2 separate regions of the Homo sapiens genome follow, and region 2 is linked to region 1. The links are chromatin contacts, found by Hi-C or POLR2A ChIA-PET in ENCODE. All regions are on one chromosome and are shown on one strand. Each heading gives the region's core, a stretch centred on a gene start or an enhancer-like site at or near the end of the contact. The rest is flanking DNA. Distances are from core to core; before and after follow the strand shown. Region 1 overlaps ALX4 (ALX homeobox 4). Region 2 holds the start of ALX4 (ALX homeobox 4).

The links. Hi-C counts contacts between places; a loop is a spot of excess contacts on that map. ChIA-PET counts read pairs that join two places held with the same protein, here RNA polymerase II (POLR2A). Pooled maps may share reads with other maps.
Region 2: POLR2A ChIA-PET joins it to region 1 with 11 read pairs in WTC11. The contact joins the promoter of ALX4 here to the enhancer-like site in region 1. A Hi-C loop is called at or near these places in 4 of 168 maps with a recorded cell type or tissue (K562, MCF 10A, PC-9 and 1 more) and 5 of 50 pooled maps. POLR2A ChIA-PET finds 5 or more read pairs at or near these places in 3 of 52 experiments (A549, A673 and WTC11).

What each region holds. Positions count from the first base shown.
Region 1 is chr11:44,266,622-44,272,979 of GRCh38, forward strand. It overlaps ALX4 (ALX homeobox 4), which reads right to left. Exons shown (of 4, transcript NM_021926.4): 3 at 873-1,001. Among named protein-coding and RNA genes, the nearest start is that of ALX4, 40 kb to the right of the region's middle. RefSeq lists an enhancer at 1,756-5,593. Within about 2 kb of position 3,635, at least 4 of the 41 ENCODE cell types and tissues checked have a DNase peak (open chromatin) inside an H3K27ac peak, as active enhancers do.
Region 2 is chr11:44,307,257-44,313,614 of GRCh38, forward strand. ALX4 (ALX homeobox 4) reads right to left here and starts at 2,883. Exons shown (of 4, transcript NM_021926.4): 1 at 2,341-2,883. The coding sequence starts at 2,806. RefSeq lists an enhancer at 2,861-3,789.

The DNA of each region.
Region 1 (6,358 bases), core at 2,385-4,884:
CAGGTTGGGAGCTGAGGTGGAGGCCATGCCAGAATGAGGCCTGAGCAGGTAGGGAGCAGCCGCTTCTGCTGGGCAGGCTGAGTGGGGGTCAGGAGAGGACTTGGACTTGGCCAAAAACACATCTCTCTAAGCATCCCATGTGCCTGATGTGACTCAATACTTCTCATCCCTTGCATCTCACACTAGAACAGGGGACTGGCTGACAGACACCTAGGGAAAATGCTCTGGGGGGAGGGGAGGACAGGGCCCCAGAAGCTGAGCACAGGCACACAAGCTTTTTGAAACTGTACAATTCACAAAATACTTTTGCATGATTGAATTTAGACCTTACAACTGCCTGACAACAGAGCTGAGCAGATGCTTTTACCATGTCCAAGGTACAGGTGAAGAAACTGAGGCTCAGAGATTTGAGACTTGCCTAAAGTGAGAAAGACCTGGAGCTGGAAAGATAACCTAAGTCCCCGGACTCAGAATCCCAAGCTCATTCCAACTTGGCCACGAGTCCTGGAGATTTCAGAGCTCGCTTTCTGAAGAGACCCTCCGAGCGGTATCTGAGGGCCTGGTGGCCTTCTGCCTGCCTTGGTTCCGATGCCCACAGCAAAAGTGGCCAAAGCTAGTGGAGGAAAGAGCCGTTCTCACTGCCCCAACCTTCCCTTCCCTAAAGTTCAGCCAAGCCTGGTTCAATGATTAGTTGGATAGATTAACCCTGGGCCTCCCACACTCTGGTATAAACAGGCACACCCCTGGAATGAGACGGAAGGGCAGCCTGGAGCCATAAGTCATCTCGGGGTGCCTGGGCTCTCCTCCAAGGGGCTCATTCTCAGAGCACCAGGGGCTGGGGATCGGTGGCGGCAGCTCAGGGCGGGACTTACCTGGGCGTAGTTCTCAGCTCGGGTGAGGAGGGGCAGCTCATATGCAGTGGAGAAGTGGGTTCGAACCTGCTGCATCTGCCCAAAACGCTCCCGCTTCCTCCACTTGGCCCTTCGGTTCTGGAACCAGACCTACAAGACGCGAAAAAGCCATTGTCACCAGGGTGAGATGCCCGCCTGGAGGCCTCACTTTCAGGCAGTGCAAACTGTTCCCTTGAGCCCCCCATCAGTTGCAGTGCGTTTGGGAAACGGTGCGGCCACACATAAATATCAACCTTGGTCTTTGTCCTCAAGAGCTGACAATCTAGAATCATCCACTCTGAGCTGGGAAGGTATCTTACCCCCACTAGCCATGGGCGTGATCCTGAGCCAGAACTTTTATTTTTCTAAGCTTGAGAATCTAGAGCAGCCAAGTGTCACCACCTATAAAACAAGTCACTGGTCATCTTAGCAGTCATCTAAGCAGACTCCTGTGGAGAAGCTGATAAAAGCTACAAATGCTCCTCCAGATGTGTTCTCCTAGACAATCACACACAGTTTTGCCACAGTTTTCCAAAAGGTTCATGGCTCTCTAAGGCTTATTGGTCCAGATTCACAATGCCTTCCTCCCTGCATCCTGTCTGCAGCCTTCTTGTTGGAGACAGTCTCCCAGCTCAGAACTCCCCTGTGTTAAAGGGAGAACAGGGGCTCTGCTGGGCAACAGAGGCAGTCAGGGAAGACTTCCTGGAGGAGGGACAGGAGCTGGGCCTTGAATGGTTGGCTGAAAGGAGGAAAGCCAAGGCCTAGGTTTAGAAACAGCAAGGCATACTCCAAAAACCTAAAGAGGTCAATTTGAAGGAAGCGGTGGGAGAGAAAGAAACAGAGTCAGATCGCAGGGGGCCTTGACTGCCAAGTGAAGGGTTTTTCCCTTGGTGCTGTCTGTAGAGGCAGTTGCTATAAAATCTTGTGTAGAAGCGTGGCCTGATGGTGAGAGGAAGTGGAGGCCAACCCGTCACTGAGCACAAGTGGATGGGATGTTGGCCTGATTGGGAGCCCAACGGGGGAGGGGAGGTCTCTGAGTCAGCTGTGAGCACTGGGGTTTTTGGTGACGGGGAGTATTGGGTCCTTTTCCTTTGCACGAGCATTTCTGGAAGGCTGAGAACTTTCCCAAGGCTCAAGAGCAAGAGCTGCCCTACCCCTGGCCCATGACTTAGGATCTGGAGAAGGGGTGATGGGGACGGGGTGGGTGAGAGAGGGAGAGTGAGGAGGGATCAGCTTCCAGGCCAGGAATGGCTTTAGGCTGATTCAGAGATGGACCGTGGTGCTCCTCAGAGGGAGGCCTCTGCCAGCTTGATGTGCACTTGTCTGCTGGCTTTGCAGACTCAGATGCAAGTGGGCACACCTCAGACAGCACGCTGCAGACCGGGAGAACAGAGCCATGACAATAGCCTCAGCTGCAGAGCCATAAGGAGCCTTGCCAGGCCCTTCCAGGCCCAGGCATCAAGAAAGCCAACTTTCCTGAGGTCCAGTCCCTGCTCTCCAGGTGGAAACATTTCTCCATCCATCACGACCAATGCAGCTGCTGAGCTAAATATAGGAGTCAGCTCTCAAAATTCCTCTGCCTCAGAGCCTTTGAGCTTCCTAGGAACCACTGCGAGGAGGGGAGAAGGAGGTGTGGACGTGCTTCCTCACAGACGCTGCCTGGCCTCTTTGGGCATCCAGTGTAGCTGGCCAATGGACAGGCTCATAGGAGCACTGGTATTGCCAAGGGCCTCAGTTTCTGCATGGCGAATGGTACCTCATAGTCGCAGCAGGGGAGATAGATGGGAAATGCAGTCCAAGAATGTTTAGAGTACTTCCCATTTGTTTCTTTACAGCTCCTGACCTTTCTCACTGTCTTTTGCTAGAGGAAAGAGGTCAAGGAAGATGGGGATGTATCTCATGTTACTGTGAGGAGGGTGGGGGTGAGCAGGGGTGTACATTATTATGTTTCTCCACTCCTGTACCAACTCACTTTCCCCTCCCTAATCCTAAGCATGTGTGTGCGTGCACGAGTGTACCCACTAGTGTGGCTACACGCACGTGCATGTGTGCACACACATTGACTGGGGGAGGAGAAGCCTCTTCCTTAGAAACGGACCCTCTCCCCAGTTTGGGGTCTCAGCCCCTGCCCTGGCCTCCCAGGGCCCCTTTTCCTCCAGGGATTCCTAGGGTCCAGGCCCTGGCTGCCCACTGGGAGCCAAGGACAGATGGGGTCTCCTCTCTGTGCTGCTGAAATGGGATCCCTCTTTATCAGTGGCCTGGGATGGGAGACTGGGGCCAGGATGAGAGAATGAATCAGAGGAGCTTGTTTTCATTTCATGTTTAATTTCCTGCAGGCTTAGCTCCGTCTTTCCGCTCCTTCCTCAGCCTCCCAGGGTTTTCTGTGGGGGAAGCTGGGGGGAGGGGAGAAGCCACTGGAGGCACGGAGAGAGATGGCTTCTCTTTTTCTTTTTGTCACTGTGACTGTTGGGGTTCTCCTTGTGTCTCTGTGGGTTCCAGGTCCCCATGGTGGGACTGTGGAAGTGGAAGATGTCCCTACAGGCTCTGGAACAGAGGATCCAGGGATGGGCGGGGAGGGACCCCGAAGAGGGAAGGAGGTGGCCAGCGCCTGGCAAAGGGGTCTAGAGTGGAGGGAGGAGCCATGTGGGGGAGTGGAATGTGGGGCGCGGGCTCGCTGGAGCTGAGTGTGAGGGAGGAGGAGATGTGGGTTATCTGGGGAAGACAGATGACCAGGCGGGGGAGAGGCCAGCAGAGCTAGCACCGTCTTTGGAACAGGAGTGGAAGAAGGTCAGGCTGAGGGATTTATTTGAGGGCTGAAGATGGAAATGGTGAGAGGCGGGTGAGCGACCGGTGGGAGCAGGGCTGCCCACCTCCTCCCTCCTTCTTCTCCTGTTCCTTTGTCCTGGGGCCTTACCCTGCGCACCCAGTTCTGGCTTTTCTGCCCAGATCCAGACATGAGCTAGGTGAGCCTGGCCGGTCCTCAATATCCTCCCCAGTAAATTGGAGGCAGCAAGGGTATCCTCACGACCCCTTCTATGCTCACATCTGCAGGTCCTGAGGCTTGGAGTGTCCATCCATTTCTGACCCCTGGCGCCCCAGGGGCTCCGAGAGCTCCCTTCCAGATGCCACACCAACCCCCACGCCCGTTCCTGTGCCTCCCAGCTCTGCACCGCAGGCCTGTCTCCACTGTGCAGCCCCAGGAGGACAGCCAACCACGAGGTCCCCACTGTTCTCCCGGTCTGAATGTCATACCTCAGGACCACCCCAGCCTGGGCCCACTCAGCACAGGCCTCTCCCGAGGACCGGGCTGTGCAAGGAACCAACTGTCTTGGCGGAGGCCTCGCTAACCGCAGCCCATCTGGGGCCAGGGCGGGGTGGCCCAGGGCGGGGAGGCCTCTGTCTTATTGTCTTCAGACACCAGCTGCAGAGATTGGAATCCCAGACAGCAGAGAGAGGCCCCTGCAGCCCCCTGGAGCAGGGCCAAACCCTAGGCTTCTTCCCAGGAAAAGTCCATCTTGGGGCCCCCATTGCCCCGTCCCTGTCCCCACCACCACTCTACGCCAGGCACCTGGCTTGCCACCAGCTGAGTATGGGCCCTGAACAAACACAGCAGAGGCAGGCAGGGGGTTCCATCACCACCCCCTTACCCCCCCAGGGCACTGCCAGGCTTAGGGCTCAACCCAGAGGTCTGACGCACATGAAGATCCCACCCACCCTGCTGCCTTTATACAAAGAAAAGCCTCTGAACAATCTGGCATGTGTCCTTGTACAGCAAACTAAAGTCAAAGAAGCACTAGGCTGCGACTCAGGAGTCCCGGATTCCAGTCGCAGTGCTGCTACTGAGTGGCTGCTGTTAACTTCAGGTTATGACTTCCCACCTATGGGCCTCTTCTTCCTCGTCTATCAAATGGGAAGATGGGGTGATCATTTCCAGCACTACCGTTCTATAGTTCTGTGGTCCTCCCACTAGGTGATAAGATATGCAGCACGTCAGAGTTTCCCTTTCTGCCTTGGCTGCCAGGAAGCTCCAAGTTGAAGTTTGTGCTCAATGGCAACCATGAACCTTAGCCTAAATTTTTTTTTACCACATTACCTCTGCATTTCATGCCATTGTTCTTGTTTTTAGATTGAACAAATAAATCTTTAATTGTAAGCTACCTCAACTCCATTTTGGAAGTAGGTATAAGTGTGTGTGTGTGCGCGCGCATGTGTGTGTGCAGAGAACACTCTGTTTTAGTTGTATGGTGGCAACTGAAAAATGCTCTGTGCGCCTTTGTTTTCATGTTTTGTACTCAAGGCGTCATTCTTCTTTCAGTACTTAGTGAATTCTACTCCCGGGCACTCCCATATATTTGTTAGGAAGCATGCATGCAACCCACATATGCAAACACAAATGTACACACATACTGCACAGAAAAGGAACAGGTTTATCCCACACCAACACAGCACCTACAGGGCTGTCCCATAACCAGCTATGCCCCTTTCTCTACCTACACCTGTGGGTCCTCCCCAATCCATTTGCTGGAGATCAGGCTAGATGCTAGGATTCCTGTCCAAACTCAGGCATGTAAGGTCATGTGAGTGGCTGGTTGTCCAAATTCAAGTGAGATCTGGGTGTGTGAGGGCTTCTGGATTCACAGGAAAGCCCCAGCTGCCCTGTCATCCTTCATCAAACATTCATTAGGCACTGGAGGGGAATAAAATGGCAGTCTTGCCAGGTGCAGTGGCTCATGCCTGTAATCCCAGCACTTTGGGAGGCTGAGGTGGTGGATCACCTGAGGTCAGGAGTTGAAGACCAGCCAACCAACATGGTGAAACCCCATCTCTATTAAATATACAAAAATTAGCCGGGTGTGGTGGTGCACACCTGTAATCCCAGCTACTCAGGAGGCTGAGGCAGGAGAATCGCTTGAACCCGGGAGGCAGAGGTTGCAGTGAGCCAAGATTGCACCACTGCACTCCAGCCTGGGCGACAGAACAAGACTCTGTCTAAAAAAAAAAAAGGCAGTCTGGGCTGGGCATGGTGGCTCACGCCTGTAATCTCAGCACTTTGGGAGACCAAAGCAGGTGCACCACTTGAGGTCATGAGTTCAAGACCAACCTGGCCAACATGGTGAAACCTCCATCTCTACCAAAAAATAAAAAAAATTAGCTGGGTGTAGTGGTGCATGCCTGTAGTCACAGCTACTTGGGAGGCTGAGGCATGAGAATCGCTTGAACCCAGGAGGTGGAGGCCGCAGTGAGCCAAGATCACACCACTGCACTCCAACCTGGGTGACACAGTGAGATCCTGTCTCAAAAAATAAAAAAATAAAAAAAAAATGGCAGGCTGCCCTCAGGGAACTTACAGCAACTCAACCGTGCAGCTCTTCAGCATCACTTCTGGTAGCTGCAGTTTCTGAACAGCTACATATTTACTGATAACCACTAGTCCTTTTCCACATTAGCCATTTTGGAAAAAAAGTTTG
Region 2 (6,358 bases), core at 1,633-4,132, 40 kb after region 1:
TTATCACCCCAGGATGCAGATGAGGAAACCGGGGTTTGGGAAGGTGTTTGCTGTCAGGTCACACTGCCACGGGTTAGGGGCAGTAGCGGGTCAAGTGGCTGGCCCTTTCCGTCAGCTCCAAAGGCTAGTGCAAGTAGAGGAAGGGCCAGGCTGGCTGTGGGGGCCCAGCAGGACACAGAGAGAGGGCTCAGGGGAGGCCAGGCCTCTCCGCCTTCCCTCTGGACCTGAAGGCATTTAACCAAGAGGTGGGGAGCTCCTTAGGCTCTCTTCTTGCCTAATGTATCAGCCTCTTCAGAGGTCTCACTGGTAATTTTCATTAAAATATGAAAATTCAATGCAGTGGAGAGAGAGCATGAGCTCTCTGGCTATGCAGGATGAACCTCCATGGGTCCCCTAGTCTGCGACCTGCCCTCACCTAATAGTCCTGAATGACAGGGACGAGCTGGGGCCTGCATCCCTGGGCTGGGAAGGACAGCCAGTACGGACAGGGCTGAGAGTCTCTGCTGGCTTAGCACGGAAAGAGTGCCTGTATGAGAGCTGTGTGTGTCCATGTGCGGAGCTGTGTGTGTCTGTGTGTGGAGCTGTGTGTGTCCATGTGTGGAGCTGTGTGTGTCCGTGTGTGGAGCTGTGGGTGTCCGTGTGTGGAGCTGTGGGTGTCTGTGTGTGGAGCAGTGGGTGTCTGTGTGTGGAACTGTGTGTGCCTGCATGTGGAGCTGTGGGTGTCTGTGTGTGGAGCCTTGGGGGTCTGTGATCTGAATGCCTGATCTCATTCCAACTGGAGGTGAAGAGGAAGGTGGAGGAAGTGGGGAAGGGCCACTGAATCTTTCTAAATCTTCTCTCAGTTCTGTCCTATGGGTTTGGGAGTATGTGGCTCATTCGAGGCCACATGGGCATGTGTTCTTGGGGTATGACCACATCGGCTCCTAAAGAAGATGCTCTCTGCGTGTGTGTGTGTAGAGTGCAATTGTAGACAAGCATATGACTGTGAATGTTTGTCAGCAGCCATCTATGAACTAGTTCTGCGCCTGTGAAAGAAGGAACCTGAATACGAGAAAATATCTGCCATCGGCTGTTTTCCCAAAGTTATTCTAGCCACCAAGGCCTCCGCCGTGTCCCAGCCTCTGTCCCCAGGCCTAGTGCCTCTCCATCAGCCTGGATCAGGGCAAATTCCCTGCCCCCAACTCTTCCCACCAGGGCCGGACCTGAAGGCCAAGGCCTCCGGGTATGTGCTCAGGACTCCTGGCCCAGAGAAGGTTTTTCCCTTTCTGCGTCTTTGCTTCCCCTTCCGCTTTGGGGTTCAGGAACCCCGATTCTCTGGAAGAAGAGAAGGCCTAGGCTACTGAGCTGCTCTGGCTAGAGACGTCCTTGAGTGTCTCTCTCTCCCGGGCAATGGTGGCTGTGCTCTGGGGGGCCCAGGCCTGCCTCCTGTGGCTGCGTTCAAGGCAGCTTGGAGGTCATTTAGGCCAGCTCCCCCGGGTTCCCCGTGGGCTCAAATCAGGACCCAGACCCTTCTCTCTTGCCACAGCTCTGGGCCACCTGGGACTCGGGACTTCCTGTCTCCCTTCCTACTCTGTCCTAAACCATTGTTCAGAGGCCTGCCGCCTCCAAGAATCGCCGAGGGAGAAGCTCCAGGGGAACTGGCCTGCCCGCATCCCCACTGCCAGTAGCGCTCAGGGTCCCAGGACTCGGGTCTTGCCAGACCACAGTGTCCCCTGGGACCCTAGGGTCTCTGGCTCCGCACTGTGTTGCGCCAGTGCGCCTGGATTTCCCGTGAGCTTTCGGCCAACCACGCTCCGGGCTTCCCGCCTGGCTCCGCACCTGCGGCGCTCTCACCTGCGGCGGCGCCGCCCGAGGAGCCTCCCAGCCGGCGAGGAGCGAGGCTTCTGCAGTCCTGCTGTCCCGCAGCCCCGCAGCCCCGCAGCCTCGCAGCCCCGCAGCCCCGCAGCCCCGCAGCCCCGCAGCCCCGCAGCCCAGCGCCAGAGCGCTGCGCGGAGACTCCTTGCCGCCGCACGCCCTGGGCCGGTAAGAAGCATCCGCTTCAAATCCCGCCCAGCGGGCAGCGCAAAGCGAGCGGTTTGGGGAAATGCCGAAGGGACCGGGAAAAACAAACTCCAAGTCGAGTTTAACAGCCGAAACGCTCCGTGCCTAGGCCGGCGGACAAGAAGGAGACAGAACAGATCCCTTGGCTCCCTCGCAGCGATCGATCCCGTTTACCGACCAGAGTCACCACCCCGCCCCCAGCCCGCCAACTCATACCTCCCGCAAGCCACCAGTTTCAAGGGATGCGGAAGCCAAGCACCCCGTGGTCCCCAGCACCAGGTGACCCGCACGTGCACTCACCGTAGCAGGGAACCTGCAAGGCCGCGCTGTGGCCGCTGCTGCCTTCCTGGAGTTTGAGGCTGCCGTCCGGGGGCGTCTTGCAGGCGCCTCGCTGCAAGTAAAGATGCGGTTGCGCGGGCGGCTGGGGCTGCGGCTGCTGCTGCTGCGGCTGCGGCTGCGGCGGCGGCTGGGGCTGCGGGGTCGACGGCTGGGGCTGGAACTTGTTAAAGGAGCCCCGCGCCCCAGCTCCACTCTCCAGGGGTGTCGCCAGGTCCTGCTGCCCAGCGCCGTAACGGGCCCGGCTCTTGGCGTCCCCGAATCCCTGTGCTTTGGCGGCGGCCGACAGGAAAGTTGTGCCGAACTTGTCGCCTCCGGGAAATGCCCTAAAAGGCGACGAGCCCTCCCGACTCTGCGACACCGGGCTGTAGTAGGCGTCCATGGCAGCGGCCGGCGACTCGCAGTAAGAGACGCAAGTCTCAGCATTCATGCCTGGCTTGCGCAGGCGGCGGGCGGGGACGCGAGCGAGGGCGCGAGGACGCCACCGCGCGCCTTGGCTGGGAGTTTGGGGAGGCGAGGAGGCTGTGGCTGTGCACTCCTTGCCCGGCCTGCTCGCTCTCCCTCCTCCCCTCCACGCCGGCCTCTCTCTCTCTCCCCCTCTTCTTTCTCTGTCTCTCTCCTCTCTCTCCCTCCTCTCTCTCTCTTCCCCTCCCTCCCCCCCCCTTCCTCTCTCTCTCCCTCTCTCTCTTTCCTCCCTCCCCACAGCTAGCCGAGGGAAAGAACGGAGGGCAGTAAAAAGATTCAGATGTTTCGGAAAGTTGACCAGATCTCCCAAACCCTCTTAAGGTTTTGCAGCGGAAAAAAAAAATAAGTAAATTTTTTTCCCTGCCTTGCTTCTTCCTTTCCCCCTCTCTCGTCCCCTCCTCCTCTCTCCTTCCACTGGCCCCTGCCCCCTCCTCTCCACTCTTAAGGAGATGCTACTAACTCGCTAGCGGGGATTCAACCCGGAGGCGCCCGAGGGCTTTTCCGATTCTAGGCGGGGCTGGGGAGATGCCAGGATCCCCAGGGCTCCCGAGGCTAGGCTGAGAATTGGCGGGGTGTCGGAGCTTTGCCTTAGGGCAAAGGGAAATGCAAATTTTAATGACAGGTTAAAAAAAAGCCCCCCAAAATAAACCTAACAGGTTTTGACATTCGAAGCCAGGGGGACCACGGGCCTGCGGATGCAAGCGAGTCCTACGGACTCCTGCGCGCGAGCTCGCGGGCGCCGCTGCGGGCCTTCCCGCTGGCACCTTTTCCTAGGTTTCCAACCTTCCTCCCCATTCCCGTTCCTACGGGAGATTAACACACACACAAGCCTTCGTCGTCCAGTGCATGGTCACTTGCACGTCTTGTTAACTATTTCCCTCTGCTGTAAGGGCGCTGGGCTGGGATGTAGCGGAATCTGTGCTCCCTCAAGCCCTGGAGAAGCCCTGGGCTGGGCCCGGCTTCAGAAGCTTTAGAGCGCTGCCCTCTGCGCTCCCGTCTAGAGGCCGCACCGTTCACGCCCCACGTCTGCGCCCAGGCGAGGGGATTTCCTGCCAGGCGAAGTACAGAGAGCGGACTCTGGAGACCCCCTGACCTTGCCCGATAGTCGCGCTGTCACCTGTTCACTCCTTGGGGTCAGGGGTCGGGGAGAGGGGTGAGACCGTCTCTTCCCTTTCTGGCCTCACTGCCCCCGACTGTAAAACGAACTGCTTGGTTTTGATAGGTTGTGGTTTCACCACCACTGCGAGCCTCAAGGCCCCTGGCACCGCCACAGCAAGGGAAAAAACTTTGCGCGTGCAGCCCCTCGATTTCGCTTCATGACAACCGTGCTAGAGATTGGCGCCCCCAATTTTCTGATGAGCTAACGGAGGCTCAGAGAGGGGCGGCCACCTGGTCCAGGTCACACAGCTGGGAAATAGCCGTCGCGCCCTGGAACCTCTGCTCAGGCTAGTCCCTCCACCGACCTGGAAGGCCGTGCGGACAGCGTAGATGCAGAGGGGAAACTGGCCCCCGGCTGTGGAATGGTTCAAGTTGAAGGAGACCAGCGAGAGCAGCCTTCCTTAAACCGCTGAGAAAATCGTTAAGCGAGAACGTACCTCTAGGGAGTCTGGGAGTAGGGTGAGAGGTAAAAGTGCAAGGTAAAATTAAAGAGGGCCTGAGCACCGTGAACCAAGGAATGTGGGTCAGATGTCAACTTTCTGCATCTAAGGTCTCCCAAAGAAAAAATATACCTGGGGGGTCGCGCTTCTGCTCCCAATCTCATCTGGGCTAATTCTTACCCCCACCCTACCCCCTTAGTATCTCTGGTCCTTGCTCCGCCGCCGACCGCGCGATCCCACATCTGGTTTCCATCGCCGGCTTACCTTGAAGTGCTCGTTAATAAAGATATTCCGCAAACCAAGCCAGGAGCGCGCAGGCTCCAGCCGCCCCCCACTCCATGCCCAATGGGAACCGCGCCTCACTGGCCCGCAGACCTAAGCCACTTGAGAGTCCTTTATTTATTGAGCTCCTGTTGTGCCAACAATCTGGCAATACAAGGCTTATCATACCCATTTTGCATATGGGTAGACTGAGACTCAACCAAAATAATTTTCCAGTTAGCAAAAAGCGGAGTGCTCCTGCCATCATCCTAAATGCTCCTGTCCAGCGGTTTCTTCAAGTTCCTAGAACCTGCCAAGGTCTCTAGCCTGTGCACTGTAGCATAGGTGGTTTCCCCTACCTGGAATTCCCTAAACTCATTCCTGCACTTTTGTCTGGCTAATGATTCAGAGTTCAGCCTAGAGCATCTTCCTCTAGGAAGACTTCCCGTCTCTCCTAGTTTAAGTTGACGCTTCCGTTTGCCTCATCTCCGTCCCAGATCTCGTGGTTGTCTGGTTGCCTGGCTATGAGTGTATCTCAACCCCACTAGTTGCCCCAGGGCAGCCTCCTACGTGCCTGGCACCCCACAAATATTTGTGGAATAAAAGATTAAACCTGGACCAGGCGCGGTGGCTCACACCTGTAATCCCAGCACTTTAGGAGGCCAAGGAGGATGGATCACAAGGTCAGGAGATCGACACCATCCTGGCTAACACGGTGAAACCCTGTCTCTACTAAAAATACAAAAATTAGCCAGACGTGATGGCAGACGCATGTAGTCCCAGCTACTTGGGAGGCTGAGGCAGGAGAATGGCGTGAACCAGGGAGGCAGAGCTTGCAGTGAGCCGAGTTTGTGCCACTGCACTCCAGCATGGGCGACAGGGCGACAGGGTGAGACTCCGTCTCAAAAAAAAAAATAAATAAATAAAAATAAAATAAAATAAAGATTAAACCTGGGGCTGTAGGACTCTATCACCTCAGTGTATTCCAACTGCTCAGTGCAGCACCAAGTTCTGAGACTCTTTCTTTGGTTTCCCTTAGTCAAGGACAGCTGGTCACCCACCCACCCCCTCTTCAAAAATCAAGTAGCGGAATTAACAGCGTGCTGGACCTTCCTGAGCCTGTGCCTTGAGAGCAGTGAGTTTTCTCACAGCAGGGGCCAGGTCTGTCTTGTTCGCTGTAGGGCTTGGCACTCATAAAATGCTTGTTGAGTGAATGAATGAAAGTGTCCTATGGTTCCCAGGGGCTTAGAGATGCATTTTTTTGTCAAGGAGTTCCAAGCCAGCCGCCTACTCCAGTCTCCTGTGCCCAGCAGCTGCCTGTAGGCACCCAGAAGGTGGTGGCAATACCCCCGCTTCTTTCTCCACCTCCATTCCTGTCTAAAAAATGAGGGAAGGACTATGAGAGGCAAATTGTGGTGGAGAGGGTTGGGGTGGGGATGACAACCCCGAGACAGGAACAATTGCAATTGTACACTCTTCCTAGAACCTCTGAACCAGGCGCACCCAATGCAAAAATTTGCTGTGTTTCATGAAGCATTTTTTGAGCATCACCTCGCCTCTTACCACCTAAACACTCTGAGCTTGTATTACCTGTTTAATTACTGCCTCGCTATTCAACCTTTCCCTGACCACCTGGATATTCAAACCCAAGGATTTCA